Regions from separate parts of the Homo sapiens genome. Here region 2 is linked to region 1. The links are chromatin loops, found by intact Hi-C in ENCODE. Cell type or tissue: dorsolateral prefrontal cortex. All regions are shown on one strand. Each heading gives the region's core, and the rest is flanking DNA. Links, peaks and the distances in the headings are about the cores only.

Evidence for each region. Hi-C counts contacts between places; a loop is a spot of excess contacts. Peaks named below come from ENCODE experiments on the same cell type or tissue, not always from the same donor. Only the 100,000 strongest peaks of a DNase experiment are listed, where the experiment ranks them.
Region 2: a loop joins it to region 1, with 2.6 times the contacts of the local background. A loop is called at or near these places in 18 of 110 quality-filtered maps.

The regions. Positions count from the first base shown.
Region 1 is chr13:27,346,040-27,357,189 of GRCh38, forward strand. No RefSeq gene overlaps it. Among named protein-coding and RNA genes, the nearest start is that of GTF3A, 73 kb to the right of the region's middle. RefSeq lists an enhancer at 7,128-7,197. In dorsolateral prefrontal cortex, for the core only: no CTCF peak of the experiment used is centred there; no DNase peak of the experiment used is centred there; H3K4me3 peaks cover 761 bases; H3K27ac peaks cover 2,498 bases.
Region 2 is chr13:27,286,754-27,297,903 of GRCh38, forward strand. No RefSeq gene overlaps it. Among named protein-coding and RNA genes, the nearest start is that of RASL11A, 21 kb to the left of the region's middle. In dorsolateral prefrontal cortex, for the core only: no CTCF peak of the experiment used is centred there; no DNase peak of the experiment used is centred there; H3K27ac peaks cover 3,368 bases.

The sequences.
Region 1 (11,150 bases), core at 1,720-9,719:
GATTCAAGCAATCCTCCTGCCTCAGTCTCCCAAAGTGTTGGAATTACAAGTGTGAGCCACGGCACCTGGCCAAAATGTCTTTTTGAATGTTCATATATTTGTGGTGTAACAAGTAATTTCCCAAGCACACACACACAACCATACACACACACACACACACACACACAATTTCATCTTCCAATAAAGTTTCTTCTTTGCAGTGCCACACACGCATGAACTCTGAGGTCTTCAAATTCTACATGGGCAGTGCTGGCTTTCCGAGGACAGAATCCTCTCAAATAGGTTTCATTACGAGGGGATTTAGGATATTAATGTACGTATAAAAACACTATGCCATTTGAAGAAATTGATTATAAGCTAAGTCATGCCTTAGAGTTGGTTTTCCAATCTTCTAAGAGCAGGCAGCCTCCAACTTCAGAATCATAAATTTAGGTTATAATCAAGAAGCTGCCAGGCCCCCGCCTGGCATGGTGGCTCACATCTATAATCCCAGTTCTTTGGGAGGCCGAGGTGGGAGGATTGCTTGAGGCCAGGAGTTTGAGATCAGCCTCGGCAACATAGCGAGACCCTGTCTCTATGAGAAATTTTGAAAGCTACCCAGGTGTAATGGCACATGCCTGTAGTTTTAGCTACTCAGGAGGCTGAGGTGGGAGGGTTGCTTGAGTCTGGGAGGTTGAGGCTGCAGAGAGCTATGATTGCCCCACTGCACTCCAGCCTAGGCAGCAGAGCAAGACCCTATCTTTAAATAAATAAATAAATAAACAAATAAATAGAAGGTGCCACGAACCTCAACTGGTTGCTGGATCACACTGTACCTGCTACAGTCCACATGGACACTCAGGAGGCTAGTGACCAGATGCTGGGCATGAGGCAGCCTCTGCTCATCTGCCACAGAAAAAGCTCAAGACCCCCAGGGGCAAACTGGCCTGCGGGCAGAGCAGGTACAGAAGGGCAGCCTCCACCTAACCACTACCAAACCGAGATCACTCTCACAGCCCTGGCTGCGCTGGGTCTAGGAACTGCAGTCTGTTGGTTCCAGCTTGTGCTGTCCTGGGAGGGACACTCGGAGGAAGGCGGAGTGGGTGTTGAGGGCTGACCCATCCCATCCACCTTGCCTCCCCAGGCTTCCTACAATGAAGCAGCAATCCTCCTAAGAATTCAGACACTCCCCCGTCCCACACTCTCTTCCCCTCAAGCAAACCAAAGAAGGCTTCTCTTTTGTAGTGAAAATGCTGCATATCAGAGGACAGCTGGCTTTGAGACCATCCACGCTACAGCTAAGACTCGAGGGGCTGCTTCACTCTGGATCTCCACGCATAGCTTTCGATTCTGTGCCCCTCTATAAACATATTGTTTGGAGCATAAAGCTAATAGGAAAACCAATTACTGTGGTCAGTTGCTGAAACATCTCTTTAGAGAATGATGCTGACTCAGTGGGCTAGCAGTTACAGTGCAATCAAAGATAGAGCCAAGGAGGGTGGGCGGCATTTGGCTCAGAATCAAAGTCAGCGTTGGGGATGGGTCACAGCTGCAGAGGCGTTTCTGGGGCACTGGAATAGACCGCTCAAAACCGTGGGAGTTGTGGGGGCAAGAGGGGACCAATGGACCAGGCAGGGAGCGGGCACGAAAGCCACCGCCAACAAATCACCAAGGCACCTGCTTTCTTCTTCTTTCTTCTTCTTTCTTCTTCTTCCTTCTTCTTTCTCTTCCTCTTCTTCTTTCTTCCTCTTCTTTTTTTTTTTTTCCTGAGACAGAGTCTCACTCTGTCGCCCAGGCTGGAGTACAGTGGCACAATCTTGGCTCACTGCAACCTCTGCCTCCCAGGTTCAAGTGATTCTCCTGCCTCAGCCTCCTGAGTAGCTGGGGTTACAGGCACCTGTTGCCACACCCGGCTACCTCTTCCACTTTTCACCAGTCAGCGAGCCACACCGCATCATTTGCCTGAGTGTCAGTGAGAAAGAGATCCATACCGACCATGTAGACTACAGCTGTCCATTGGCAGCCGCCCACAGCTCCATTTCGGCACAGTCCTCAATACTCACCATTTTCTTTCTTTCCGTGTGTGTGTGTGTGTGTGTGTGTGTATGTATGTCTGTCAGGGTCTCGCTCTGTTGCCCAGGCTGGAGTGCAGTGGTGTGATCATAGCTCACTGTAGCCTTGAACTCCTGGGCTCAAGCCACCCTCCCACCTCACCTCAGCCTCCCAAGTATCTGGGACTACAAGTGCATGTCACCACACCCAGCTGGCTTATTCTTTTGAAGTTCCTCTAACCATAGCCTTCAGTGGTTTGGGGTGGGGGTCAATGGGGCATGGATAGTGCCCTGTGAAAGAACTGCTGTTGAGCTCCTTCATTCCCTGAGCGGTGAGGGGAGGTGGCAGCTGAGGATGACACTCAGGCATGTAGTTTGGGAGACTGGCAGACGAGCAGGTTTTAGTGGGGCAGAGTCTAGTTTAGCTTTAAACAGATCGTGTGTGAGGTGACTAGGGGACATGCCCAGGAACAATGATACCTACAAGCCTGCAACTTGAGACAGGTCTGAGTTAGGTACAGTGATGGGGAGTCACTAGCAGTAAGGTTCTGGTTTTTAGAAAGGATGAAGTGGATCACAATGTTACCATGGCAACAGGCAGTTGAGCTCGTTTTGGGGATGGAGGGTGAGGCAGGGCAAGTCCGTGAGTTCCATTTGATGGCTACCTTCTGGGGAAGTGAGCTCTAATCTCGGCTTTGCCACTTGATTGAGCCACGTACCTTCACAGCCTGTAAAGTGTATGTGAGGCCAAATTGTAAGCAATGCAAAGACAAGGGATGACTATTGTTACTGACTTTGGACATATATAGTTCTATCTAACACCAAATGTACTAGAAGTGGGTAATACATATTAAGTATAAAAAATTAATTAAAAAATTAGCCGAGCATGGTGGTGTGAACCTGGAGTCCTAGCTACTCTGGAGGCTGAGGTGGGAGGATCGCTTGAGCCTGGGTGGCGGAGGTAGCAGTGAGCCGAGATTGTACCACTGCACTCCAGTCAGGGTGACTGAGACCCTGTATCCAAAATAAAATAAGATGCAAAATTAAATTAATTTTAAAAATTACATCCAGGTGCCATGGCTCATGCCTGTAATCTCAACACTTTGGGAGGCCAAGGTGGGAGGATCACTTGAGACTAGGAGTTCAAGACCAGCCTGGGCAACATAGGGAGATAGGGAGACACCTGTCCCTACCAAAAAAAAAAAAAAAAAGCTAAAACAAAAAAACAATTCGCCAGATGTGGTAGCATGCACCCATAGTCCCAGCTACTTGGGAGGCTGAGGTGGGAGGATCACTTGAACCCAAGAGTTGGAGGTTGTAGTGAGCCGTGATGGTACCACCGCACTCCAGCTTGGGTGACAGAACAAGACCCTATCTCTAAACAACAACAAAAATTACAAACAGGCCAGGTGTGGTAGCTCACGCTTGTAATCTCAACACTTTGGGAGGCCAAGGTGGGAGGATCCCTTGAGCCCAGGAGTTCAAGACCAGCCTGGCCAACATAGCTTCTCAGGAATGCTGGATTGCTTGGTCACAAGTAACCGGCACTGAAAATTCTGAAAAATAAGGCTGAGTCAGTGTTGGCTCCTAGCTGCTTGAAGTTCTTATCTAGGGAAAAGCTACTGCAGTAATTATTTTCAAGAAGCAGAAGGGAAAAAGGAAATGAATAATTAGGAGGAATTGAAGAGATGCAATTTTCTCTTTGCTCAAAGCTGGCGGATCAAGATGCCTCTTTACTGAGAGGATTTTCTTCCTGTTTAATTTGCTTTTCTACTCCTCCTGAGTGAGTAGAAAAGAGAAGTTATTAGGGGATGGGAAAAATAAACAGGGGAACAAGAGCGAAAAGAGGAAAAGAATGAAATCATGTTTCTATAGAAAAGGCAAGTTACTGCTATTCTATCAGAAAAATAAAATGGAAAGAAATCACCAAAATCAACATGTAAATTTTGAGGAATGGGTGAAGATAGATTCATAATCCTTTTGGGAACCCCAGTGTCACAAGGGAAGCGTGTCTGTGCCTGTGCCTCAGTGAGAGCCCAGTCTCCTAGGTCCCCAGAGTGTGGCCTTCTCCCTCTGTCTCCATGCACTTCTCCTAATCTGAGCGTAGGACCAGTTAGCAAACAATTGCAATCCACTCCTCTTTGGCTTAAAGCTCATAAGTAGTTCCCTTTCACTGCCTTCCCTGGCCAGGCACTGGCTGGGCACCTTCCATTTGTCTAAGTGCCAGCTCGAGCCTCCACAGCACGGAGGGCTTCCAGGCTGGCCTGCAGGAGTACTGAAGCACCCTGCATAGACTCTCTTTGTGGGAGACACTGGAGAAAGGGCTCCCTAAAGGAAAGAGAGCTGTTGAAGTTTGGTGCCAGGGCTCAGAGCTTCTGCGAAGCTGACCTAGGGGGTGCCTGGTACTGAAGACAGAGCACTCCATGCTCCCTATCAGGGCACTTAGACGTTGGGTTGTAACCGTCCCCTCCTAGCCTGTGAGCTCAAGTCCCTCACTGTGCTCACTGCTGTACCCCTGGCATGAAGCACAAAGCCTCAAAGAGTGGGTGCTGAACACGCATGGGCTGGACAAGTGGATGAATGGGCTGGGTGACAGAAGAGGCAGCATTCTAAGAGCTGCTGGGCTGGACAAGCGGATGAATGTGCTGGGTGACGGAAGAGGCAGCGTTCTAAGAGCCGCTGGTGTATCTAGAGTTTGTTCCTTCTGGTGGGTTCTTGGTCTCGGTGACTTCAAGAATGAAGCCATGAACCCTTCGCGGTGAGTGTTAAACCCTTAAAGGTGGTACAAACCCAGAATAAGCAGCAGCAAGATTTATTGTGAAGAGCAAAAGAACAAAGACTTCACAGCCTGAAACGGAACTGGAGCAGTTTGCAATGCTGGCTGCGGTGGCCAGCTTTTATTCCCTTATTTGTCCCCGCCCACATCCTGCTGATTGGTCCATTTTACAGAGTGCTGATTGGTCCATTTTACAGAGTGCTGATTGGTGCATTTACAATCTTCTAGCTAGACACAGAGCGCTGATTGGTGCGTTTTTACAGAGTGCTGATTGGTGCATTTACAATCCTTTAGCTAGACACAGAGCACTGATTGGTGCATTTACAATCCTCTACTAGACAGAAAAGTTCTCCAAGTACCCACTAGACCCAGGAAGTCCAGGTGGCTTCACCTCTCACTGGCACCTTTGTCACTCTACTGCCATCCTGAACCCAGCCTGAGCAGGGGAGGGCACAATGATATGGCCAATGGGAATGGAAAGAACAGCTCCTGGGGGGTCAGCAGGTTCCACAGTGTGGGAGGTGGCACCCATGTCCTCAACAGCACTGGATCTTTGGGTTTCTCCCATGGCTTCAGTTTTGTGAACCCCGGAGGCTTTGGGCAAGTATTACTGGCCTTGTCTTCCCATCCCACAAAAGTAAGCTGGGCAGAAGGGGAGGAAATAGCAAACCCTGGGCCAAAGCTGGGGTGCTGTTCATGAGGATGTGAGGGTCCCTGCCAGGGGATGACCAGCGACTGGAGAAGAATTTGATGAGGAAAGAAGGCCCACATTGACCAATAAGGAAATGCTGAGAGTTATTGTTCTGGGGAGCTTCAAATAAAGTCCAGTGGGGGCATGGCCTGGGAACACAGTTCAAACATAATAATATCTGATTTCTTTGTTTCTTTCTTTCTCTCTCTCTTTCTTTTCCTTCCTTCCTTCCTTCCTTCCTTCCTTCCTTCCTTCCTTCCTTCCTTCCTTCTTTTCTTCCTTCCCTCCTTCTCTTTCTTTTTTTTTTGAGACAGGGTATTGCTCTGTCTCTCCCAGGCTAGAGTGCAGTGGCATAACCACAACTCATTGAACTCATTTCAGCCCCCACCTCCTGGGCTCAATCAATCCTCCCACCTCAGCCTCCGAAGTAGCTGGGACTAGGGGCAAAAGCCACCATGTAGGGCTAATTTTTTATAGTTTTTGTAGATACAGGGTCTCTCTATGTTGCCCAGGCTGGTCTCAAACTCCTGACCTCAAGTGATCATCCTGCCTTGGCCTCCCAAAGTGTTGGAATTATAGGCATGAGCCACTGTGCCTGGCAATTATCTCTAATTTGTAAAACCACCTTGCAAGGTAGGTGCCCTTTGTCACCCTCAATTTGCTATGAGGAACTGAAGTCTGAGAAGCTCGGGTTGCTTGCCCTGGTCGCAAGGCTGGTGAGCGGGGAGCTGAGCCTCACGCACAGGCTGCCTCTCCGTGATGGAGGCAGCCATACCCATGGAGGTCACGCCCTGGAACAGAAACCCAGCCTTGCCCAGTCCATGACATTTGTTTTGTGAAAGCAGATGCTGTGGCATTGCCCTGGCATTGCATCCTTTGGGCAAAGTCTCAGTCAAAGGAGAGAACGTTGTAGTAAAGAAAGCAAGACAGAGCTTTCAACTCTCAGGCCTGGAAAAGCCTGCGCCAGGTTCCTCCTGTGCATAGAAACAGGGAGGCAAAGGAATGAGTTGAGTAATAAGCTCAAGGCTTCAGGTATTACAAACAGAAGCAATAAAATTGACGCTTGGCTGAGTTATCAGGAGGCAAAGAGGCAAAAATCCAATTTAAAAGATTATGCCAAATGGAATAAATCCAAAGTAATGGGATTGCTGAGCCTTAGCTGCCATAAAGGGAAACCATAGCATGTCTTGGTTTACAAAAAAAATAATACGGAGGATAAACACAAGCTGATTTAGTGTTTGGACTTAGTGTTTGGGGAAATCGTTACTATTTTTCCAGAGAGGGCTATAGTCAAGGACTGTGCCTGCAGTGCAATGCATTCAATAAATATTTACGGAGAGTCCTCAGGCCTCAAGTGTTCTCGATGCACCCGAGCCAGTGGCGTGCTGTGTGTGCGTCTGGGGGTGCTGTGTGTGCGTCTGGGGGTGCTGTGTGTGTGTGTCTGGGGTGCTGTGTGTGTCTGGGGGTGCTGTGTGTGCGTCTGGGGTGCTGTATGTGTCTGGGGGTGCTGTGTGTGCATCTGGGACCGGGCGCCACTCTTCTTCATATGGTGCTGCCTGAAACCCCACATCAGGTTTGTGGGATTTAGGAGGACTGGGGTGAACGAGATGTCTCTCATGGGAAGATGTGGATTTGGGAGGCACCACCCCAGCAGAGAGGTCTTTCGTGCCCTTAGAGGGGCCTTCAGCTGGAGGGAGGAAAGCTGGAGTCACTGCAAGAGAATCTCAAACACCATGACTCACGTTTGATTATACTAAAAGAGAAACTGCTTTGCAGGTCTGCTTAAAGATCTCATTGTGTTCCGCATAAGCAGTTTCGTTCTGAGGTGACCGAGATTTTGTAAGGCACAGTTCTTTTCAGTCATTAGTCTGCAGCACCCAGGATAGCCTCATCTCAGCTGTGGAACAGAGACCAAATGTTCAGACGCAGGCACCAGAAAGGGTGGTTCAGAAACGAGGTAAGAACAGCTCTGGCTCTGAGCGCTGTGAAGCACTCTGCTAAGCGCTTTATGCACTGTCTTTGTGTAGCTACTAAAAGTACCTCATCTGACAGATTCGAAGGCTGAAGCTCAGACAGATTCAGTAACTTGCCCAAGGCCACACAGCCAATGATTAGCAGAGCAGGGATAGCAGTACTTGACCCCTCTGCTGTCTGGTCTCTCCTAAAGGGGGAGACTTTAAAGCTAGATAATCGGGGGAACAATTCAGCGAAACAAGTAGGGGTTTGTGCTAGTAAAGGCCACATCCAATTCTGGAGTTTTCTTCTCCTTTGTTTTCTGCTTATTCAGAGAAGAAGATAGTACAGACCTGACTGCAATTTCCCCACGCTCAAACAGTGTCTGTTACACACAACAAAAGCCTCAGTCTATGCAGATCAGGATCACTGACAGAGAATGTCCAGATGTGTGACAAGACAGAGACACAACCATAAAAGTGACATAGTGTCTCAGTAATGGTTTATATAAGAAGCACAGAGGATATCATGTACAAAGAGGGATTTCTATTTGTCTCTTAAAACAAAAAAATTAGTAGTCCAGAGGAAGGAGACTCCCATGCCCTGTGACCCTGGTTGATAAAAAGAGCCGGTTGAATCAAGGTGCATGGGCAGATCTTGGTCCTGCTCAGAGCAGCCCTCCAGGCTGCTGCGCCCCACAGCCAGGCAAGCATTCTGCCCACTCACTGCTGCCGTCTCCCCGGCACCAGAAAGAACCAGCACAAAGAACTTTCCAACTTTTTGAGGATGGGCAGATAGGGAAAAGGAGTATCCCTTATGCTCTCCACTCCTTTTCCCTAACATCCTCATATCACTCTCCTCGGAGTTGTCACCATGAAATTCATTCATTCATTCCTTCATGCTTTGATTTGTTCCTTCCTGCATCCAGCCCCTGTCTATTCATGACTCAACATTCATGCAGCATTTAGTCTGTCAGATGCCATGCTCAGCCCTAGAGTTATAAAAATGAATAAAATGCAATGAGAGAGCATCTTACACCAGTCAGAATGGCTATTATTAAAAAGTAAAAAAACAACAGATGTTGGTGAAGATGTGGAGAAAGGGAACCCTGCTGGTGGGAACGTAAATTAGTTCATTCACTGTGGAAAACAGTATGGCAATTGCTCAAAGAACTAAAAATAGAGCTACCGTTCCACCCAGCAGTCCCACTACCGGGCATCTGCCCAAAGGAAAATAACTCATTATATCAAAAACATATCTGCACTCATATGTTTATTCCAGCACTATTCACAATAGCAAAGATAGGGAATCAACCTAAGTGTTCATCAACGGGGCATTATTTTAAAAATGTGGTATATATACATCATGGAATGCTACTTGCCCTTAAAAAAATAAAATTAAGGCTGGGCACAGTGGCTCACACCTGTAATCCCAGCACTTTGGGAGGCTGAGGCAGGAGGATCACTTGAGGTCAGGAGTTCCAGACCAGCCTGGCCAACATGGTGGAACCCCGTCTCTATTAAAAGTACAAAAATTAGCCGGGCATGGTGGGCGCCTGTAATCCCAGCTACTTCGGAGGCTGAGGCAGGTGAATCGCATGAACCTGGGAGGTGGAGGTTGCAGTGAGCCGAGATCACACCACTGCACTCCAGCCAGGGCAACAGAGTGAGACTTTGTCTCAGAATAAATAAATAAATAAATAAATAAATAAATAAATAAATAAATAAATAAATAAATAAAATAATGTCTTTTGTAGCAACAGTGATGGAACTGGAGGCCATTATCCTAAGTGAAATGACTCAGAAAGTTAAATACTGCATATTGTCACTTACAAGTGGGAGCTATACAATGGATACCTATGGACAAGCAGAGTGGAAAAATAGACAGGAAATGCCAAAAGGTGGGGAAGTGGGAGTGGGGTGAGGGTTGAAAAAATTACCTATTGAGTACAGTGTTCACTGTTCGGGTGATGGGTGCACTCAAAGCCCAGACTTCACCACAGCGAACTATGTGCCTGTAAGAAGCCTGCACTTGTATCCCCTAAATATTTACAAATGAAAATTTAAAACTGAATAAAACACAATCCCAGTCCTCAAGCTACTAATTGTCTAGAAATGAGATTGACGCATTAAAGGGTCTATGGAGGCTCCCTGCCTAGGGGCTGGGCTGGGCTGGCAGGGCCCTGGGAGGACTTCAGGGAAGAGAAACTTCAGCTGGATCTAAAAGGGAAATGGGAGCTGCCCCAGGTGGAGGACTGCAGGGCAGGAAGGCAGTTTTCAGTCTGAGGGAGCAGCCAGTGTAAACTGCACAGACAAGAAATCTCAGGCCCTTGGGTGGTCCAGTAATCCTCTGGCAACCCCGTGCTTCCAGATCGCCCCACTGCTGATCAAGCCAAAATCTACCATGGGATTATTCTTCTTCCAGACCGGTTCCCACCATGTCACTCTTCTGTTCCAACCTTTCGTGGCTTGAGATAAAAACCCCAATGTTTTGATTGGTGCCCAGGCACTGTGCAACCTGATCCCCACCTACTGCTGGGCAGATTTCTGCTACTACCCTTTAACCAGCACAAGCCTCTGAAAACTCTCAGCCAGGGATTGGAAACTGAAAGCCTCGGAACTCCAGGCGCTGGAAAGGTGGGAGGTGCAGAGTGGATGACAGCAGGACACATATGACAGCAGACTGCTGAGCTGCTCTGTGTGAGGACGCAGGGCTGTCCTGGAGCCTGTCCTAGGTTTGGTCCTGCTCCCAGGCCTTTGTCCAGCGCGCACCTGACATGGCCTCCTCTCCTATCCATTTCCTTTCCTCTCTTCCACATTTGCCTCCCATGGAGACTTCCTAAAATACTTCTGGAAACAAACGCTCTCCTCCTTTCACACTAAAAAACAAATCTGTCTAAAACCAGGTTTATCTTCCTTTTTGAAACTAGCTCCTTCTCGGTTTTTCTGTCTCTGGGCATGGTCCTGCTATTCTTCCAGTCACTGAGGTCTAAAAACACACATTCCTCCTGTCTTGCCATCACCCTCAAACCCTGTATGTGCAAAGCATAAAACTGCAGGCCATAGTAGTTGGAAGGGACTTTGGATATTGTCTAATTTACTGGCCACAAATCCAGGCATCTCCTTTAGAGCAACCTTTATAGCAATCAGATCTCTGACCAATGATCTTCCAGATTATTTTTCATTCTTCTCTAATTGCTTAAAAATTATTTATATTGAATGAAAATCTGCCTCCCTGGGCCCCTTTTGAAGTCTTCCTCTCCAGCCACACAGAGTGAGTCTCATTTCTCTTCTAAACACATTTGTCATGGGATTCTTCACCTTCCTCCGCTTAAACATCCTTTCAGTATTTTTTTAAATTTTTTTAATTTTTTTTTAATTTTAATTTTTTTTTGAGAAGGATTCTCGCTCTGTCACCCAGGCTGGAGTGCAGTGGTGCCATCTCAGCTCACTGCAAGCCCCGCCTCCTGGGTTCAAGCAATTCTCCTGCCTCAGCCTCCTGAGTAGCTGGGACTACAGGTGCCCGCCACCACGCCCCGCTAATTTTTTTTTTTTTTTGGTATTTTTAGTAGAGACGGGGTTTCACCATGTTAGCCAGGATGGTCTCAATCTCCTGACCTCGTGATCTGCCTGCTTTGGCCTCCCAACGTGCTGGGATTACAGGCATGAGCCACCACACCCAGCCCCCTTTCAGTATTTTT
Region 2 (11,150 bases), core at 1,877-9,876, 59 kb before region 1:
GTTTAAAAGGAGAGTCCGCAGGAGAGAGGTGTCTATAACCTAGAGGTTGGAGCAAAGGAGACAGAGGTCTTGAAGATGACCCAAACTTCCGAGTGCAGAACTGGATGGAAAGAAACATTCTGTTCCAGTGGAAGGTACCCCAGCAGAGGGGCTGGGTGGAAGAGGAAGTTGAATTGAAGAGATTCGAAGATGCCCTCAGCTCAGAAGATAAGTCAGGGCGAGAGATTTGGGAGGTGGGAGGGGCGCGATGCCGACTGAGTCCTTTTGAAAGCCCTGGGGTAGAAGTAATCATGGAGTGTGTGATATTCCTCATGCTGAAGGGCAGGCTGGGTGATGCAAATAGCTTAGAATTTAATGTTAATGCTTTTTTATCTTGGTAATGTTGCTTGGTAACATTGGTACCAAGCAAGATTAGTAAGATTTACCAAGATTAATAAATCTTGGTAAAATTGCTTAATTTCTTAATAATCATAATATGACTTTTTGTTGTTGTTGTTGTTGTTTTGAGACAGGATCTCACTCCGTTGTCCAGGCTGGAGTGCAGTGGCACAGTCATGGCTTACCGCAGCCTCAAACTCCTGGACTCAAGTGATCCTCCCACCTCAGCTTCCCAAGTAGCTGGGACTACAGGAACCCACCACCATGCCCAACTAATTTTAGTATTTTTTGTAGAGACAAGTTTTGCCATGTTGCTCAGGCTGGTATCAGACTCCTGGACTCAAGCCATCTGCTCACCTTGGCCTCCCAAAGTGCTGGGATTATAGGCGCGAGTCACTGTCCCCGGCAATAATATAACTTTTAAAATGGAAAATCTAGTTTGTTAAGACTCTACTTTTCTCAATCCAAGGAATAGTTACACATACACACACACACGCACACAATATATGTACATATATGTATATATATCACATATATGATATATGTATATACGTATATATATCACATATATGATATATGTATATACGTATATATATCACATATATGATATATGTATATACGTATATATATCACATATATGATATATGTATATACGTATATATATCACATATATGATATATGTATATACGTATATATATCACATATATGATATATGTATATACGTATATATATCACATATATGATATATGTATATACGTATATATATCACATATATGATATATGTATATACGTATATATATCACATATATGATATATGTATATACGTATATATATCACATATATGATATATGTATATACGTATATATATCACATATATGATATATGTATATACGTATATATATCATATATATGATATATGTATATACGTATATATATCATATATATGATATATGTATATATATCATATATGTGTATATATATTATATATATACATACATATATATGTCTAGAAACCATTGCTATGCTTACTAAATGACACTACATAGGGCTGGCAGAGCATCATCATTGTCCATAACCAGTATCTGTTGATCTTGTGCCAGATGTTTAGCACATTTTCTACTTCATTACTGCTCAAACTCTAATCTTTGAATAATGACTCAATTTCTCTCTTGCAAGGGGCACGCAGTCCCTGCTGCAAAGGAGTTGCCTCTTCTTTAAAACTGGCGCATCATCAGTTGGTTAGGTTCCCTTTGGGTAGTCCCTTCAGGAAACTCTTGGTTTTCTTTCTGGTTTCTGTGTCAGGGCTCCTTGTCATAAGGAGGTGGGATAGAATTGGGAGGGGAAAGTCTCCATTGCCTGCTGCTTGGGACCCAGGCCATGAGTCTTGTAATTGCATCCGACCAATCTGACTCCACATTTATGTAACAAAGTTGTGAGTTGTTTTTCCAGGTTGAAGGTCATGTAACCTGAGCGTGCCCAGATAAACCAAGTGCGCAACCACAGGCAGGACCTAATTGCTCAGACCAAGGAACAGGGAATGAATTAAGAAGCAGAAACCTGGCCAGGTATGGTGGCTCATGCCTGTAATCCCAGCATTTTCGAAGGCTGAGGCAGGTGGATCACCTGAGGTCAGGAGTTCAAGACCAGCCTGGCCTGAACATAGTGAAACCCTGTCTCTACTAAAAATACAAAAATTAGCTGGGTGTGGTGGCATGCGCCTGTAATCCCAGCACTTTCAGAGGCTGAGGCAGGCGGATCGCCTGAGGTCAGGAGTTCAAGACCAGCCTGGCTTGAACATAGTGAAACCCTGTCTCTACTAAAAATACAAAAATTAGCTGGTCTTGGTGGCACGTGCCTGTAATCCCAGCTACTTGGGAGGCTGAGGCATGAGAATCGCTTGAACTCAGGAGGCAGAGACTGCAATGAGCTGAGATTGTGCCACTGCACTCCAGCATGGGTGACACAGTGAGACTCTGTCTCACTCTAAAAAAAAAAAAAAAGGAAGCAGAAACCAGACAGCAGGATCCAGGATCCAGTCAGATCATGCCTCATTACCCTCTAACTATCAGACCTGCCCCAACTCCCAGACTGGGGAGACAGACTTGAGGCTGACTCCTGTCTCCCTGTTTGGCAGCCTTGCAATAAACTACTCTTTCTACAGAAACTCGGTTCAGTGTTTGGCTTTCCAAAGTGTGTGGGCAAATGGGGCCAGTTCAGTTCAGTAACAGCCTTACCTGCTTATTTTTGGCAAATCCTAGCCTCTTTAAAAGAACACTTTAATTTTAAAATAAGTTTAGATTACAGAAGCATTCCCAAGATAGCACAGAGGCTTCTTGTGTGGTCTTCACTGAGCTTCTATTGTTATTATCTTATATAACCATGGTGCATTTAGTGAAACAATGCTATTGTGTTTGTTTTCTATGGCTGCTATAACAAATTACCACAGACATGGTGGCTTTGAATAACACAGATGTATTATCTCACACATCTGGAGGTCACAAGTCCAAAATGGGTCTCACTGGGCTTAAAGCAAGACGTCGGCCAGGTGCAGTGGCTCACACCTGTAATCCCAGCAATTTGGGAGGCTGAGGCAGGTGGATCACTTGAGCTCAGGAGTTCAAGACCAGCCTGGGCAACATGGCAAAACCCTGTCTCTACAAAAAATACAAAAATTAGCTGGGTGTGGTAGTGTGTGCCTGTGGTCCCAGCTACTTGGGAGTCTGAGGCAGGAAGATTGCTTGAGCCCAGGAGGTTGAGGCTACAGTGAGCCGTGATGGCGCTACTGCACTCCAGCCTGGGTGACAGAGTGAGACTCTGTCTCAAGAAAAAAATAAAAAATAAAAAATAAATAAAGATATCCCTATGGCTGTGTTCCCTCTGGTGCTCTAGGGGAGAATGTTTCCTTGTCATCTCCAGCTTCTAGAGGCTGCTTGTGTTCCTTGGCCTGGGGCCTCCTTCCACTTTTGTTTTCTTTTTCTTTTTTTTTTAGCTGCATTTATTTTACTTATGTAGTGAGGAAGAGCTTGCTGTGTTGCACAGGCTGCCCTCAAATTCCCCGGCTCAAATGATCCTCTCGCCTCAGCTTCCCAAGTAGGTGGGACTAAAGGCACATGCCACCTCACCTGGCTTACTAAACTCTATTTTTAAGAACAGTTTCAGGTTCACAGTAAAATTGAGTAGCAAGTACAGAGAGTTCCCATATATCCTCTGCCCCCACACATACATACACTCCCCCACTAGCAACATCCAGCAAGATTTGTGCAGGATGGTACATTTGTTACAATTGAGGAACCTACGCTGAGACATCATTATTAACCAAAGTTGACAGTTGACCTTAGGGTTCTGTCTTTTGTTTTGACAAATGTGTAAGGACCTGAATCCACAATTACAGTATCATACAGAATGATTTCACTGCCCTAAAAATCCTCTGTGCTCTACCTACACCTTGAACCCTTGGAAACCACTGATCTTCTTACTGTCTCTATAGTCTTGTTACCCACAGTGGGTGAGTTTGGCAGCTTAGTACTTGGCAGATTATCAACCCAATGACCATAACCAAGGAGGATTTAGCCAGGGAATTTTATTTCTTGTAACAAGTAAGGAGAATACCAGGAATAGTTCCCAAATCATTGTCTCCCCGGGGGGCTGGGTCAGATTTTGTAATCATAGGATAATGAGGTGTGACCTGATTGGATCTTGCAATGAGGTGATGCCAGGAGGCATAATATAATTGGGTCCTGCCATGGGGTAATGCCAGAGCTTGATCTGATTGGATCCTGGATCCTGCCAGGTGCTGTCCGCTTCTTAATTTGGTCCCCTCCCCTTGGTCCAAGCACTTAGGTTCCCCTTGTGGTTACACACTTGGTTCATCTGGGCATGCTCAGGTTACATGAGGGTCGATGGCAACTGAAAAGCAACTCACAACTTTATTACTTAAAAGTTGACCCAGGTGGGGCCAGTCCCAGTGGCTCACGCCTGTAATCCCAGCAGTTTGGGAGGCCGAGGCGGGTGGATCATCTGAGGTCAGGAGTTCAAGACCAGCCTGGCCAATATAGTGAAACCCTGTCTCTACTAAAAATACAAAAAAGTTAACTGGGCATGGTGGTGTGTGCCTGTAATCCCAGCTACTTGGGAGGCTGAGGCAGGAGAATCACTTGAACCCGGGAGACGGAGGTTGTAGTGAGCTGAGATTGTGCCATTGCACTCCAGCCTGGGCAACAAAGAGTGAAACTCCATTAAAAAAAAAAAAAAAAAGTTGACCCAGGTGGATCTGAAGCAGTTACGATTTTGCCTTTTCTGGAGTGTCATATAGTTGGAATCATAGGGTATGTAGCCTTTTCAGATTGGCTTCTTTCATTTGGCAATATGCATTTAAGGTTCCTCTGTGTCTTTTCATGGCTTAGTAGCTCATTTCTTTTTATTGCTGAGTAATATTCCATTGTCTGGATGTACCACAGTTTATCCATTTGTCAGTTCATGTACATTTGGGTTGTTTCTACTTGTTGGCTATTATGAATAATGCAGACAAATATGTACAAGTTTTTGTCTGGACATATGTGTTCTTACCTAGCAGTGTAATTGCTGGGTTATATAATAACTCTATTTTATAATAAACTGTAATGCTGGACTGCTTTCCAAAGCCGCTGCACTATTTTATTTTTTTATTTTATTATTATTATTATTTTTTGAGATGGAGTCTAGCTCTGTTGCTCAGGCTGGAGTGCAGTGGCACAGTCTCGGCTCACTACAAGCTCCGCCTCCCAGGTTCATGCCATTCTCCTGCCTCAGCCTCCCGAGTAACTGGGACTACAGGCGCCCGCCACCACGCCCGGCTAATTTTTTGTATTTTTAGTAGAGACGGGGTTTCATCGTGTTAGCCAGGATGGTCTCAATCTCCTGACTTCGTGATCCACCCACCTTGGCCTCCCAAAGTGCTGGGATTACAGGCGTGAGTCACCATGCCCGGCCGCCGCTGCACTATTTTATATTCCCACCAGCAATGTGTGAAGTCTCCAGTTTCTCCACATCCTTGTCAACACTTGTTATTATCTGTCTTTGGTTGTAGCGATCCTAGTGAGTGTGAAGTGATGTCTCATTGTGGTTTTGATAAGGGTCTAGTATCCAGAATGCTCTTTATAGCACTTTTTTGCTCTGTAGTGAAAGATCCAGTCACATACTGTATTCAATTGTCATGTCTTTTTAGTCATTTTTAATCTAGCTCTAATATTTTTAGATTCCTTTCCTCAAAGCCCAACATTTATTGGCAAAGGCATTTTTAGAAAATAATATACTTTAAGTAGCATTTTGAATTCTCAAAACAACCTACACGAACAGTATCCTTGGTCTTTCTGAGGTAGCACCTCACTCATTTTCTTGGCACAAACCACTCCTTTTGTTTTTCTTCATACTACAGAAGGGACACAGCATTTTACAAGCTTCCCTTTACAGTTCTTGAGTGCCTTGAAAGTGCCGAATCCTGCAAACAAACAAGAAGGAGGTGCCTGACCGACAGGATTAAACAAGAAGCCCCCTCTTTCTTCAAAAATCCAGCTGCCCCTGGCCGGGCACAATGGCTCACACCTGCAATTGCAGCACTTTGGAAGGCCAAGGCAGGAAGATTGCCTGAGCCCAGGGGTTGAAGACATCCTAGGCAATGTAGTGAGACTCCATCTCTACAAAAAAAAAAAAAAAGAAAGAAAAAAATTAGCCAGGAGTGGTGGTGTACACTTGTGGTCCCAGTTACTTAGGAGGCTGAGGTGGGAGGATTGCTTGAGCTGGGGAGGTTGAAGCTGCAGTGAGCAGTGATGGTGCCACTGCACTCCAGCCTGGGTGACAGAGCAAAAAAAAAAAAATCCAGCTGCCCTGGAAAACTGTTCAGTCCTCTCAGGGTATAGTTGGGCAGCCACAGTCCCCTCTTCATTGCCCCTCACCCTAGCATACTTTAGGCAGTCAATGATATTCCCTTGTGATTCTATTTTAGGGAGTCTTTCCATAGGCACTAATTCCCATGTTAGAGGCCATAGTGGAGTACACCATACATTTCCCTTGGTTTCCACCCATTGATGCTGGCAAGGCAGTATCAGCATGAGCAATCCTCTTCATCCTGTGAGTGGCATGAAACAAAATCACTCAACCAGTGACAGATTTAAATGTTCAAAAATAGGCAGTCATGTCACTTTCCCCCACACAAATGCAGACGCCCACTTAGAATGGCCAGAACAAGAGCTACCGAGATTCCAACTAGAAGACTACTTGTGCTGTTTATAGTCAAACAGCTTGTAATCGTCACTGCTTCCTTCCTCCCTCCATCCTTTCATCGGAAGGAAGAACCATCTGCCTCCCTCCTCATTCTTCCCCGCCTCTCCTTGATCTCTGCAGGTTGACTTTAAGCCTGTCGGAAGTGAAGAACAGAAGGCGAGGTGGAGAGTCTTCTCTCTTAGGCACATCAGCTTCTTGCCTACACATCTGGATGGTTGGCCCACTCTTTCCTGACGCAATGGTCTTTCTCTACATATCAGAACTTACCTACTCATTGATTGTAACTAGGTTTTGTCTTTCCTATTTCCTGGCTTTTATTCATCCTTCCACTTGGAATTTCATCTGCTCACCAAAGTCTTAGCCTGCGTGCAAAAGCAAACTCAAATGCCACTTCCTACAGGCAGCCTCCTCTGAAATCTTTGCTCCTCCCCCAGGACACCTAGCACATAGGAGTTGCTTGAGTATTACTTGTTGAATGAGTGAATGAAGGAAGGAAGAATGAAACTTTCATTGCCTCTGTTGCTTTATGTAACTCTTGTTAAAGTCACAGAGTATTAGAGTACAAGTGGTCCTGGGACATCCAGTCCACAGGAGGTGAGTTATTTTGTAAGTCAGGGTATGACAGCTGAAGGCTGTCACAGGTTGGTGGACTAAATTAATTTGAATTTTACATCTTCCTATTCTGTCTGTGCTGGGAAACTGGAGACAGAGATATGTATGCTTCGCAGGGCCCCTTGGCCCCGACTCTTCTATTTTATGCAGACAAGGATGTGGTCTTGCTGATGCTGAGTTTGTTCAGGAAACAGAAGTCTGATGTTTGCAAATATTTCTTTAAATGGAAGCATTAAGTGTAGAGGTTGTTTGTGTAAGTTCTTCCTGAGAAGTGTTGAGAGTTCAGGTATAACATGCCCATGGCAGATGACAAGATCAAGCTGCTCAGACTCAGCTAGACTCTACCTTGCACGCTCAGGGGCACAGGAAGCTGTACCCTCCTCCTGCCTCTCACCCTCAGTCCCTGTCCCCAGTCACCACACTGCTCTGCAGTGCTCAAGAAGCTATGCCGGATCATGCCCATGATTGTGCTAAGCTTCTGTAGCTGTGGATAATTATATTGGGCTTATAGCATGATGTGGAATAGATGCCAGAAATAAAGCCCTTGCCTTCTGTTATAGACTGAATTGTGTCCCCCTCCAGAATCACATTTTGGAGTCCTAACCCCCAGCACCTCAGAATGTGACTGTGTTTGGAGACTGGGTCTTTAAAGAGGTACATGAATTAAAATGAGGTCATTAAGGCAGACCCTTATCCAATACCACTAGTGTCCTTATAAGAAGAGGAGGTTTAGACACAGAGATATGCAGAGGGAAGATGGTGTGAAGACACAGGGAAAAGGGGGATATCTACAAGCCAAAGAGAGAGGCCTTGGGAGAAGAAACTCTGCCGGCATGTTCATCTTGGACTTCCAGCCCCCAGAGCTGTGAGAAAATAAATGTCTGTTGTTTAAGCCTCCCAGGCTATGGTACTTTGTAATGGCAGCCCCAGCCAGTTGATACTCCTTTGATGAGGTTTGTTGTGGAGAAATACATACATGGCTCATCCCCTCTCTAATGCTGGAAGGCATCGTGCACAAACCCATGCCTCCAGATCATAATCTGCACTCCAAGGAGGACCTGGGGCTGTTCTCTTTCCTTATGGAAGGGATGCAAATGTCCATCTCGAAGTGACTCTTTCCACTTTGAAACAAAGAGGAGCTGGAAGAATTTTGCCATTAAACTTTTAATAATAGTCATGTGTCTTCCTTAGGTATTTTTATATTTGCTTGTACCTTTGTTCAATAGAAAATGACAAATGCATGACTCTCCAGGCCCACCCACTCAACTCCCACGTTCCCAGCTGATTCAGTGTTCTCTGATCCACTGTCTCCGCTGGCTTGTCTCATCACTCCAACATAGGTGCTCACGTGCACACGCTTTGCCACTTCCAAGGGCATGGGAAGAGGTGAGGAATGAATTGCCAGTGTTGGGGTCTGGGCTCATCCACCCGCTGATGGCACGGCCATCCCTAGAGGCAAAAGGAGTCTCAGGCTGGTCATCACACTTGGCATTCTGGAGTGTTCAAACATTTTTCATGAATGCTAACTCATTTAGTCATCAAAGAACCCTGCGATTTAGGCAGAGTGAAGCTATTATTTTCATTTTCAGGAGGAAACTGGGGCTCAGAAAGATGAGGTGCCACGTGCAGGGTCTCATAGTAAGGATGAGGGAGCACAGAGATGAGAGCCTTCTTTCAGTCACCACTCCTACGCTCTCCCAAGCCTTGGGCAAACATTAAGAACTCTGTGCCCTTGGTTGTCCCGTCACCAGCATTAAACTGGCTTATCTGGTGACATAGTAAGATTTTGACAGCAACCACTTATGCAGTGCTGATGATGATCCAGGCACCTTTCTATGTAAATGCTGTACATGGATTCACATCTAACACCCTTATGACGTTAAGTCCTGTTATTGTCACCTGCACTTTACAGATGCAGAGACTGAGGTGTGGAGAAGTTATATCGCTGGCCCAAGATTACACAGCTGTCAAGAGGCAGACTCAACCTTCACACCCAGGCAGTCTGGCTGCAGGCTCTGCTCTCTTTGCTACTATGCCATAACTGCCCCTCACTGAGAGGCCTCTGTCTGTGGTCAGGATGGTCAAGACCACATGGAGGCCAGGAAGGTTGTTACCTGCCACAGGGACAGAACCATTGTGTCCTTCCAAAATTCATAATTCAAAACCTTCCCCACTAATGTGATGGTATTGGGAGGTGGGGCCTTTAGAGGTGATTAGAATTAGATGGGGTCCTGAGGGTGGGGCCCTCATAGCGGGATTGGTGTCCTTATAGGAAGGGACACCAGAGAGCTGGCTTCCTCTCTTTGCCCCGTGAGGACACGGTGAGGAGGTATAATCCAGGAAACAGGAGGAAGACCCTCCCCAGACATCGAATCTGCCAGAGCCTTGAGCTTGGATGTCCCAGTAACCAGAATGGCAAGAAACTACTGTTATGTAAGCCGCCTGGTCTGTTGTGTTTTGTTATAGCAGCCGGGCTGACTAAGACGACTGCCATCCCCCCCCACCAAGTGAGCACTCTGTGCCCCAAATCAAGCCCTGGAATGCCCCGAAGTCTGAGCTCCCTGGAGCCCGAGCTCCTATCCCTCCAGCTAGCATCAGCGGTTCCTGGTGTCCCTCCATCTGGTTTGGCTTCACATTCCCAGCAAAGCGGTCCAAACTAGGTCAGTAACAGCAGGAGCGGGTGGCCTGTGCTTCCTGCATCCTCCTGCTCCCTGAGCAATCTGGTCCAGTGGCTGAGAACAGTATCTCCTCAGGCTGCCGCAAAGCCCTGCTGAGGAGGACAGTGATTCAGGCTGAGTGTGTCTTAATGGTTCTGTCTGCTCCTTCTTTGCATGTATCAGAGCCTGCTGCTCCGAAGAGGTTTTCAAGCTCACGGAAACAATGGGGCTGGCAGTTTTCAGTACAGAACTTGTGCTCACCAGAGGGGAAAGGGCTCTTAGGGCAGTGAGAACCCAGGGTATGCCAGGGGAGCTTCCAACAGCAGAGAGAAAGACCTTGGATATTTGTAGCCTCAGCTCCTCACCGGCTGTATGACCCTGGAGAGTATAGTCATCACAGTAGCACTTATGGGCCACTTGTTATGAATCAGGCCCTTTGCTAAGCATTTTACATATATGGTCTCATTCAATCCTCACAACGACCTGGGGAGAGCGCCTCATTTTATGGATAAGGATATTGAGGTCCAGGGACAAGGAGGCTGAGTTATTTGCTCAAGGTCATACATTTAGTAAACAGCTAGGATTTGATCAAGATTGTTCCTTGTTCTCTCTCTCCTTTCCTCCCTCCCATCCTCCCTATCTCTCTCTCCTTTCTTTCCTCTTTCTCTTCCTTCCACTCAACAAATATTTGTAGCATCTGTCTGACGCTATGCCAACGGGGAGGTACAGTAGTGAACACGACATTTTGGTCCCCACCTGAGGCTAACTACGCTCTGTTGTCTCCCAAGCCATTTAAGCCTTTTCCTGCCAAGCCCCACATGGAGAAAGCGACCCCTGTGAGGCCCCCACTGGGGTTCAGAAAGCAATACCCCAAAGTCTGGCACTTTGATATGCGGAGAGGACTTAGAAGCTGCCCAAGAATCAAGGTCCCTGTAACCTTACCTTGTCCTCTTCCCCCTACCTACATCAAGTGCAGAGAAGAGCTCTCTGAAATTTCCTTATCTGGCCAATAAAGCTTCTTTCCAAAGGATATGAAATTGTTTTAAGACCTCCTGCCTAGGGATCCCATCAAGTAACCAGGAAAAATAAACTGAAAGAGAAGAGGCTGGGTGTTATCAACACACCCAGACAGATTTTTCATCTATTCCTTTGAGGCCAGCTCCAAGAGATGACTTGGGAGATTTTGTCTGCATAAGACACCTTTTGTTCCTGTGCAGCCCCATCCCTCACCTTCCCTAATGCCTG